Regions from separate parts of the Homo sapiens genome. Here regions 2 and 3 are each linked to region 1. A link is a contact called in ENCODE Hi-C or POLR2A ChIA-PET data. All regions are on one chromosome and are shown on one strand. Each heading gives the region's core, a stretch centred on a gene start or an enhancer-like site at or near the end of the contact. The rest is flanking DNA. Distances are from core to core; before and after follow the strand shown.

Region 1 (3,261 bases), core at 692-3,191:
AGAATTTAAAATTTTTGGTGGTTTTATGAAGACGTTTCTAAATATGTGATGCAGAAGGTATTCTCTTTAAATATTTTTATGTAAAAACCATTCCCTTTTAAATATAAGCTAGTTGAACCATGATTCTGTTTTATTATCTAGTTATAAGGAAATTACAAGGATTGATGATTTTAAGAAATTCATCTACCTGTAACAAAATTATACTTAGAGAATGCTCAGTTGAAAGCTCTCTTATATTGTGCATAATTAAATCTCATTTATCTTTTTCACAAATCCAGGTTCAATTTAGAAAATAGGTATAAAATAGATATAAAGAGGACTAAGCAAGAAATATGAAGGACTCCAAGAAACTAGCTAGTAATGAATGTTCCTTCATTTAGAAATTCACCAAGCTTGAAGAACCTTCATAACTGGTGCTGTAATAAAGTACAAACAACAGATTTCTGCAGCATTATTAATCACAGCTATGCAATGATGTAATCTTTCAGTAATTAGGATACGTTTTTTTAAGAAAATAAATAAACCTTATGTGTTGAAATAAATGAACTGAAATACATGAAATAAAAACTTAACATTGAGAAAGCCAGAAAAAATTAAATATTTTAAAGGGATGCAAAGAAGTTGGCTTTTTAGTTAAAATATAAAGAATTTTGAAGATTAGACTAACAGGTTTGCAGAAAGGTACCTGCAAGTTATTTGTCAGACCTCATTGTTATGCGGGTGTCTTTTCTTTCTTTGTTTTATTTTATTTTAAATGTGGGGCTCCTCCAGTTATCCTAACTCTTGTGAACTTTTCATTTCAAGAAGAATTTCTTTTGGAGAAAATAAAGTCACAAAGCACATGAAGAATTAATAAAAACCTTGAAAAATATAGAAAACAATAAAATGTGAAGTGTTTGTTCATTTTTTCCATAATATTTATTGAGGAGCTTATATTTAATATATAAAGAATACAACAATGAATTAATCATGACCCTTGCCTTCTGTCATATAATTTAGTTAGAGAAATAAAAAGAAATGTAAAAAAATGAATGATTCATCTGCAAATCTAGCATCTCAGTGTGGGTTTAATTTTATTTTACAAGCTAATTTTGTGGAAGTGTTCAAGAATTAAAATAGTATTTGCACCATATAACTCACTTCACACCATATACTCTGAATTTTATTTGTATTAAAAAATTTTACTAAGCATGTTAACCAAGCTTAAATTTCTTTCATAAACATCACCCTTAGAATGTATCATTCTGTATAAGATATAATTCTCCATTAAGAATGTGTGTTAGAAATATTCTTTTAAAAATTAACATATAAGAAGTGTCATTCACCACTACTTGACAGTTTTGAAAATGGTAATGATATCTTAGAGTTTTCCTTAAGAAAAAAATAAAATTAAGTTAAAAATTTATAATCTCTATTCTAGATTAAATATTTTTTGAATGAGTACTTTTTGATGGAAAAAATATTTCTTGTATAATAAATATGTACAACGTTAAAATGAATTCTTAGCACTTAAGCAATTTGGGATAATATTAGCCTTTGTAAGCAAAGGAAGTCCTAAAAATGTTTCATGCCCAAAAATGAGTAAGCATAAGAATAAGCAGTTGATTAAACAAATATGATCAAGCAGAAAAAGAAGTTAGTATCGTCTTCCATTTTCCTACCTTTTTAGGGTCTAATACTTACATATTCATAACATGGCATAAGTGAACTGAAAAACTGTATCTTTCTAAGTGACAGAAAACATGTATTTCCAGCCACTGCTGTATTTAGAATTAGTTTATAAGCAATTGGCAACATGAAGGAGTTCTGTTGCTCCATCCTTTTAGATGTTAATGGTTTCCTTCTGTAAATGACTAATGATAGATTCTGTCTGGGTTTAAAAATAGAATTTTGCGTCACACATGAGTACATGTAACTGTGGCTTTGGCACTCCTTTAAGGGGGGCAGGGAGGAGACGCGAGTGAGCAATTTTATTATGTTTGTATTTAACTGGGAGAAAAGTAACCTCTGGATGACCTCAATGTCCCTAAATCTGAAATTCTAAACTTTGTACAGATGTAATAAATAATCTCATGGGGAGTGGGGGAAGGGGAGGGTCTTTATTTTTAGGCATGGCAAAGTTTCCCTTTCCTTACTTAAGATTTTATTTTAGCAAGGAATTTTTGAACAACTTCTTAAACTAACCAGGGACATGCATCTGAGCAAAGCTTTATGTTAAAAAGGCAAGGAATAGCCGAATTCATGGAAGTACTTCTCTATAATATTTTGCTTCATTTTCAGTTAGGGTAGAATGAAGAAGAAGGAATTGATGGCAGTCTACTTATTTTTCATTCCACTAGAATTATTTATCAGTTGTTAAATTTCACAGCTGTGTGCTGTTCACATGGAATTTTACAGGTCTGACATCTTGACAGAGGTATATTGTAAAATAAGATACTCTCTCCGGGAAAAGAGAAGGCAGTTTAGAGGACAGGTAGAGAGGAAGTATACAGATAAGGTGTGCAGGTCTGCTCAGGGTTCCGAAGCAGTTTCCTGGAAAACTTGAAACTGTGGCCAAAGGGGTAAGTAAGGCAGTATATGAGGAGGCAAGATGCTGGCTATGGAAGTCAAGCACAGCTTCACAATGAAAATCAGATTTTCTTTCATGAAAGTAATTGAAATTAAATAAGGTATTAATCAGCAATGTTACCAAATAATTGGATCTTTTGAGGAAATAAAACTCTTGCTGAGAACCTACAAATCTGGCACTTTTATTAAAGAATTTGTGTATGTAAATTTGACAGTTAATTTGACAGCTGAAAATGTGGCAGGACTGTTAAAATAAATATTCCAAATGTAGTCTCATCCAATTTTGACTGATTTACTAAATTACAAACCACCAAGATATCATGTACCTTTTATGACACATTGTTTTGGTTATAGAGTTAAATTCAATGGCATCAATACTTTGTTGAAAATCTTTAAAGTAAAACCCTCATTCCAATTTTCAGGAGATAAAGTTTTATAAACAATATCTGGATGTTTATAAATTCTGCTCCTAGGAGAAAGTAAAAGTAAAAATAAAAAAGTGAAAACAAAATCAGAAAAATACTTATAACTCAGAATTTGTGATAATTTCTGGTGGCAAGGACTAAAGTTAAAGTTGACTTATTTCCTCAATGAACTACTGATATATTATGCAATACTTTTCTCTTGATTAGTGAAAGTATTATTTCTTGGTAGCACTTTGCTCTTTAAATATTCATAAGTAACAACACTGCA
Region 2 (3,135 bases), core at 494-2,993, 94 kb after region 1:
ATTCTGATTATTATTTTAGTTTGTATCAACCTAGGAAAGTTTCTCCAACATATCTTATAGGACATCGCTGACCCTCAAAATGTAAACATGCAAAGAAAACAGCATTCTAGATTCACTGGTGAAATACATTTGGAAAAAGTACATTTCTCAAAATTAGACAAGTTGATTTACAGCAGGAATTCTCAGAGTATCAATTAGTATCAATTGTGAGTCTTAAGGGTGAGGGGAATTGTATCTAGTATGTACTGAAATGAAGTAAATATTCTAAGATTTTACTTGTGTTTTTCAAACTTAAAAAAATCAGATTCATTTCTTCAAACTAATATATAAAACAAAGTAGATGAAAACCAAAAACTGTTTAACTGTTTATTTTAACTGGAATTAAAATAAACAGCATCAAATGTTTGTTAATTATTATTTCACTTAAAAAAAAGAGCCAAATCAAATACTTACATTTGTAATCCTTCAGTTCTGGCTCCAAATTGTCATCAGTATTTATTTCTATTGTAGCATCTGCCAGATTTTTTTCTAATGCTGACCTAGCAAGACTGGGTAAAAACCTGGAGGATGAAGAGGGAGGAAGGGGGAAATGGCTTAAGTCAAAGCTTTCTGCGATTCTTAAATACACACACACACACACACACACACACACACTCCTTACTAATTACAACTAATTAAGGAAGATCAGTCTGGATCTGTAAAATCTAAATCAAACAAAATTTTAGAATAAATATAAACTTAATGTACGTGTGAATTATATGTTTGTGGAATCTCCTTTAATAAGTAAAACTTATTTGTAATTAGCAGTACTGATTTATGTACAACACTTTGCAAAATAAAATTTAAAATTTGCTTTCTTAAGTACAATTAGTATACTGGCTTATCAAATTTTCTTAAGTAGATTAAACAACAACACTTGGCTGTTCTAGGTTGGCAATCATAAATTCAAACCAGTGGAGATGGATTAATGAGATTTTCTTTAGTTTCTAACATAAGCTTCTGAATGAATTTAACATTATCTAGCTTCGTTCTTCCTATTAAAAAATATATCTGCTTATCTATTCTATGTGTATGTTGTCAAAACAACCATCTAGTGAGTGACAGTTATTCTTCAAACAAACGGATTATGAGCATCATGTGCCTGAGGCATGAAACATAGTTTCCCACCTACACAAATAAAGCTATAGCTAGAATTTATGGTCCCAAGTGAGCCAACGGATATGACTTTTAATCCATGGTACCCATGGTTTAACTATACCACTTTAAATTAACCACTATGTGATATAACGTTCCAAATAAACATACTAAGAACATACCACTTTTAAACAATTTGGGTTTTTCACAGCTCTAAATCTTTGGTGGTGATTCCTACAGTCTTGAGTATAATCTCTAATAGTGGAAAGATTGGAGAGCATGAGGCAGCAAATAGACAAGCATGTAAAGAACTGTCAGATTTCCTGTCCCTGTAAAATTCCAGTCCATATATCTGACATTATTATCTCTTACCTCCTGCCTCATTTTGGGCCTAGGCTATGATAGAGGAAATTACATAGCTCTATGCTAGTAACTCCTCAGTTCAGCATGAAGTCAGACTTTGCTGCTCATCTCTGAACTTTCGTCATAGTTCTTAGATCACTGCCTCGTTCAAAAACCAAGCCCTCACCTTATCTCCCAGTCCAATAGCTGGCTTTTGTCCTGTTTCCTGAGCCCTTGTCTTGGCACCCTGCTTAACCTTCCTCTTACCACTATCCCACAAACCAGAGGCTGGCTTGGTAACATTAGGCCCTGCAGCTGCATCCCTATTACTTCCTGTCAGAACACCCTGACTGGCATTGACTATTTTCAGGCTTAGACTTGTTGGCTATTCCCAGGCTTCCCCAACACGTATATAGTCTGCGTGTCAACACATCTTAATGTTGGCCCTGTGTGGAAACATTTCTAGATTACACTCCAAAGCCTGCAGAGAATAGCAAATATGGCACGGATGCCTTCCCTTCACCAATATTGGCAGGCATTGCTTGCTAATAGGGCATTCTTTCCTTCTGAGACTGAACACACTTCACCATTATTCTCAATCTAGCACCCAGACAGCAATATCAATCAAGGTACCAAGGAAGTTGAAATATATTTACATCTAGAACATTCTAAGATACTGGCCCATCCAACAAATGAGGAAAATGGAACATATCAGGCGGTGTAAGGCCAATCCTAATTTTTTTCCTGGATTTTAAGGGATTTGTTAACTGTTTCCTTTCCCATTGCTCACTGATATTTTTTACTTATTTTTTCCCTCTCCTCCCTTGGCCTTGGTAAAATAAGCAAATAAATGAATGAATGAAATATTACTCTTTACTATCCTAGCTTCCCAAAACCAAAGCAAGCACATACCCTGTTGCAAATTTTCCAAGTGTACTTATAACTATTATGAACAGCCTGGTGTCTTTTAAAAGTAATTATTACATTTATCATATTTATTCATTTTACCAACAAAAAAAAATTGGAAAAGCTCTAGTCTCATTAGGTTTTGGTTATAAGAAAAACTAAAGAAAGATTCAGCTACACTCTGGGAAAGTCAAAAAGAGAAGTATAGTAGTTACACTAAGCTAACGCAAATAACTGTCTTTGTCACAGGAGTGGGATAGGATCTTTAGATTAAGGAATAAGATAGGACTTCTCAGGATGGTAGCAAAGAAGTCTGTTAAGGGTCGGGGTATTCTCACATCACCAGCGCTAGGAAGGAGGGGTGTTACTTGCAAGAGTGAAAGAAAAAGACTGAGGGGTTCTGTGGATACTAGGCAGTCTTTGACTTCTATTCAGAATGTAATTGATTAATTAATTTGTACTTGTGATTTTAAATCTTAAATTTCCAAATAGTATTGGAATATTTAAGATAATTTATGGTACAGCCTATTTATAAATTTAATTGACTATATTTGTGCCTTAATTACTCAGGAAGGTTTTGTTTGTTCATTGAGACATCCAAAGTATGTAAAAGGAAACAATATATAAAATTTATTAACCATTTCAAATGTTTGAAGGTATTTTATTTAGCCGAGTTTTATAAATGGAACCAGACATTTTTCAAAGGCTTTTCAAAGTGATGGTTAATATCTGCTAGACTTACATAGTTAACTG
Region 3 (3,455 bases), core at 721-3,220, 120 kb after region 1:
GACAAATAGGATCACATTGAGTTAAAAAGCTTCTTGGGCAGCAAAGGAAATTGTCAATGAAGTGAAGAGACAACCCACAGAATGGGAAAAAATATTTGCAAATCATCCATCTGACAAGGGATTGATAAAATATATGAATTTAAACAACTCAGTAGGAAAAAGCCTAATAATCTGATTATACAATGCATGAAAGATCTGAATAGAAATTTCTCAAAAGAAGAGATACAAATGGCACACAGGTATATGAAAAGGTACTCAACATCACTGATGACTAGAGAAATGCAAATCAAAACTATAATGAGGTATCACCTCACCCCAATTAAAATGGCTTTTATCCAAAAGATAGGCAATAACAAATACCAGCAAGTAAGTGAAGAAAAGGGAACCCTTGTACACTGTGGGTGGAAATGTAAATTAGTATAACCACTATAGAGAACTATATGGAGTTCCTCAAAAAAAGAAGAAAAAAAAATAACTAGAACAACCATATGACACACCAATCCTAGGTATAGGCTAGGTATATGCCCGGTATATGCCCAACAGAAAGAAAATCCATATATTGAAGAGAGGTCTGTGCTACCATGTTTATTGAAGCACTATTCACAATAGCTAAGATTCGGAGGCAACCTAAGTGTTCATCAACAGACAAATGGATAATGTTGTACACACACACAATAGAGTACTGTTCAGCCATAAAAAAGAATGAATGAAGTTCTGTCATTTGCAACAACATGGATGGAACTACAGCACATTATTTAAACTGAAATAAGCCATGCATAGAAAGACAAACTTCACATGTTTTCACTCATTTCTAAAAGCTAAAAATTAAAACAATAGAATTCACAAAGAGAGACTAGAAGGATGGTTACCAGAGGTGGGAAGGGTAGTGAGAATTGGGGAAGGGAATGGTTAATGGGTACAAAAACATAGATAGAATGAAGATCTAGTATTTGATAGCATAACAAGGTGACTATAGTCAACAATTTATTGTTCATTTTTAAGTAACTAAAAGTATAATTGGAACGTTCATAATGCAAAGAAATGATAAATGCTTAGGGTGATAGATATGGCATTCACCCTGTTGTGATTATTACATATTCTATGCCTGTATCAAAGTATCTCATGTACCCCATAAATATATACTGACCATGTACCCATACAAATTAAGGATAAAAATTTATTTTATTTTATTTTATTTTTAATAAATAAAAGAGGTTTTATTTTGGCTCATGGTTCTGCAGGCTGTACAGGAAGCATAGTACCAACATCTGCTTCTGGTGATGCTGGGACCAAAAATTAATTTTAAAAGATAATATGTTGTATTAAATAAGTTCTAATCAGTGAAGGCAAGGCTGAAATAGCTCTACATTCAGACCAATATATTTTGAAGAATTGGGAATATGCACCATCAGTTAAACTTATCTTATAGTTTTAGTGAAGATCCAGAAACTTACACGCAGTGAGAAAGAATATGTTTACCTGGAAAGGCAGGCTTTAGTAACAGCACTGTGAAGATTTTCATTAGGATACTGTGACAGCCGACGAGAAATTCGCAACAGTTGTCTGGTAGAAAGTGATGCCGCTAATGATTGTGCCTATCAAAAGACAAATACATTGTGTTAAGAGTCTTGTTTCAACTTGCTAAAGTCCCTTTAGATGGATATCACAGCAGAATTCATTATTACTGAAGGGGTAAGGCCAAACTTAAAGTATGTGCTGTTAATTAATTACAAATCAAAATAAACAGAAACCAATTTACACTTAAAACATCCTTGAAGATAGTTTTTAAAAAATCTAAAGTATTTATCAATTAAATTTAATTAATGTATTTTAATTGTGCTAAGTTGGAGATGGGAGGGGCAATGGGGGAAGGATGTTACATAACAAAGGTCACACTGGACTTAGGCTGTATGATTGACTGTTCACTTTTTCTCCTTACACAAAGCCAAGGTGTTAAGATACCACGGAAATGTTTAAAGCTTTAAGCAAATCGGTGGTTTCTAAAATAGCCAAAAAGAGTTGTAAACAATTTAGGCTGTTGGCCACAGAGGTGTCAACCAATTTGTCACTTGTGCTGCAGCTTGCTGTTTTGAATCCTTCCCCTATGCTGTCAGAATACTTTCACTTTGCTATATTACATTTCCCAAAATTCCACGAATAGAGTTGCTAGTACAGAACTCAGGACATGGTCAGTACTCAATAAATATTTGTTGAAATTCTTTTGGCAGGCAGCATAACATAATGGTAAAGTTTATAGGCTTTTGAATCAGATAAGTCGGTATCCTATTTATTAGCTGTGTTACCTTGGCAAATTACTTAACCTTTCCAAGGCTCAGTTCCCTCAACTTTAAAATGGCAATAGTAATGCCCTCACCTTTAAGGTTGTTATGAAGGTTAAATTAGAAAATGATTCTAAAGTGCTTAGCACATGTCACACACATATGGGTGCTCAACGAATGGCAACAACTGTTATTTAAAAATCAGCCTCTTCAAAATGAAAACAAAAAACCCAGCAGAGAAAGGTGATGGGACCTACATATTAGCATATATTTAGTAAATGAGATTATTACTGGCCTAATTCCTAACTTAGATCAGCAGCATTAGAAGACAGTGATTATCACTGAAAACCACAGGACAGAAGCACTTTTGAAGCAACTGGACCTTTGGGAGGGCAAGGCAGGTCAGTATGAAATGTCACAGAGGGTGATAAGGGCAGTAAAGTGGCCCTGAGAACTCAAGGGCCTAGAAAAGAGGACTCTATGAAATTAACAAAGGGTTCAGAATGGATGAGGGGAGAATGTCAAAGACACACTGCACATTTGCTTGTTTTAATGTTCCACCTAAGGTCATCTCCGTATGTCCCAAAGAAGAAAAAAATAATTTATTTATCCTTCCTTGTGTATTTCACATCTCCATAAGATATTGGTTTGCTGTTAGTATTCTATCTCAGCTACAACATTAGTATTATATTTCCTTTGGGAATTAGGTTGGAAGCATGACCACCACATATCCTTTCTTCTATTAAAAAACACATTCTAAGTTTCAAAGAACTCAATTACAAGCAGACATTGGTCCATTCTTGTTTTCAATTAATTTGCATTCCAGATATGGAGACAATATTCAAATATAATAAATCATAAATTACAATTCAAAATAGTATATACTTCAATGCTAAAATAAGTGGAACAGTAGACAGCTGTTATAGGCAGTTAAAATATTCAAATGGGCATGAGAAATCCTCTCATCAAAGGCATGAAAGCAAAAGTAATGGAACCACAAGTAGAACATGAGGAAATGAGACCAGCTTTACTAGAAGGTCCTGCTGGAAGGCTTGCTCTCAAACAACAAAGACCTATGAATGACACTCTGACGGGTTTGGCTTTATTCTTAAAGGCACTAGGATTCTGCTATGTGTAAAGTCGTAACATGATTTTCAAATCAGGTTATTACTAGCC

Evidence for each region. A loop is a pair of places that touch in the nucleus more often than their neighbours do. ChIA-PET counts read pairs that join two places held with the same protein, here RNA polymerase II (POLR2A). Pooled maps may share reads with other maps.
Region 2: a loop to region 1 is called in a map of endothelial cell of umbilical vein, with 8 times the contacts of the local background. The contact joins two enhancer-like sites. A Hi-C loop is called at or near these places in 2 of 168 maps with a recorded cell type or tissue (endothelial cell of umbilical vein and esophagus muscularis mucosa) and 1 of 50 pooled maps. POLR2A ChIA-PET finds 5 or more read pairs at or near these places in 2 of 52 experiments (AG04449 and activated T-cell).
Region 3: a loop to region 1 is called in a pooled map, with 5 times the contacts of the local background. The contact joins two enhancer-like sites. A Hi-C loop is called at or near these places in 2 of 168 maps with a recorded cell type or tissue (aorta and esophagus muscularis mucosa) and 4 of 50 pooled maps.

What each region holds. Positions count from the first base shown.
Region 1 is chr13:41,693,175-41,696,435 of GRCh38, forward strand. The region is part of intron 29 of VWA8 (von Willebrand factor A domain containing 8); the gene reads right to left. Among named protein-coding and RNA genes, the nearest start is that of MIR5006, 130 kb to the left of the region's middle. Within about 2 kb of position 1,942, at least 17 of the 41 ENCODE cell types and tissues checked have a DNase peak (open chromatin) inside an H3K27ac peak, as active enhancers do; they include endothelial cell of umbilical vein, where a contact is called at or near this core.
Region 2 is chr13:41,786,984-41,790,118 of GRCh38, forward strand. VWA8 (von Willebrand factor A domain containing 8) reads right to left here. Exons shown (of 45, transcript NM_015058.2): 18 at 454-560. Among named protein-coding and RNA genes, the nearest start is that of VWA8, 170 kb to the right of the region's middle. Within about 2 kb of position 1,744, at least 2 of the 41 ENCODE cell types and tissues checked have a DNase peak (open chromatin) inside an H3K27ac peak, as active enhancers do; they include endothelial cell of umbilical vein, where a contact is called at or near this core.
Region 3 is chr13:41,809,746-41,813,200 of GRCh38, forward strand. It overlaps VWA8 (von Willebrand factor A domain containing 8), which reads right to left. Exons shown (of 45, transcript NM_015058.2): 17 at 1,480-1,595. Among named protein-coding and RNA genes, the nearest start is that of VWA8, 150 kb to the right of the region's middle. RefSeq lists an enhancer at 3,167-3,216. Within about 2 kb of position 1,971, at least 2 of the 41 ENCODE cell types and tissues checked have a DNase peak (open chromatin) inside an H3K27ac peak, as active enhancers do.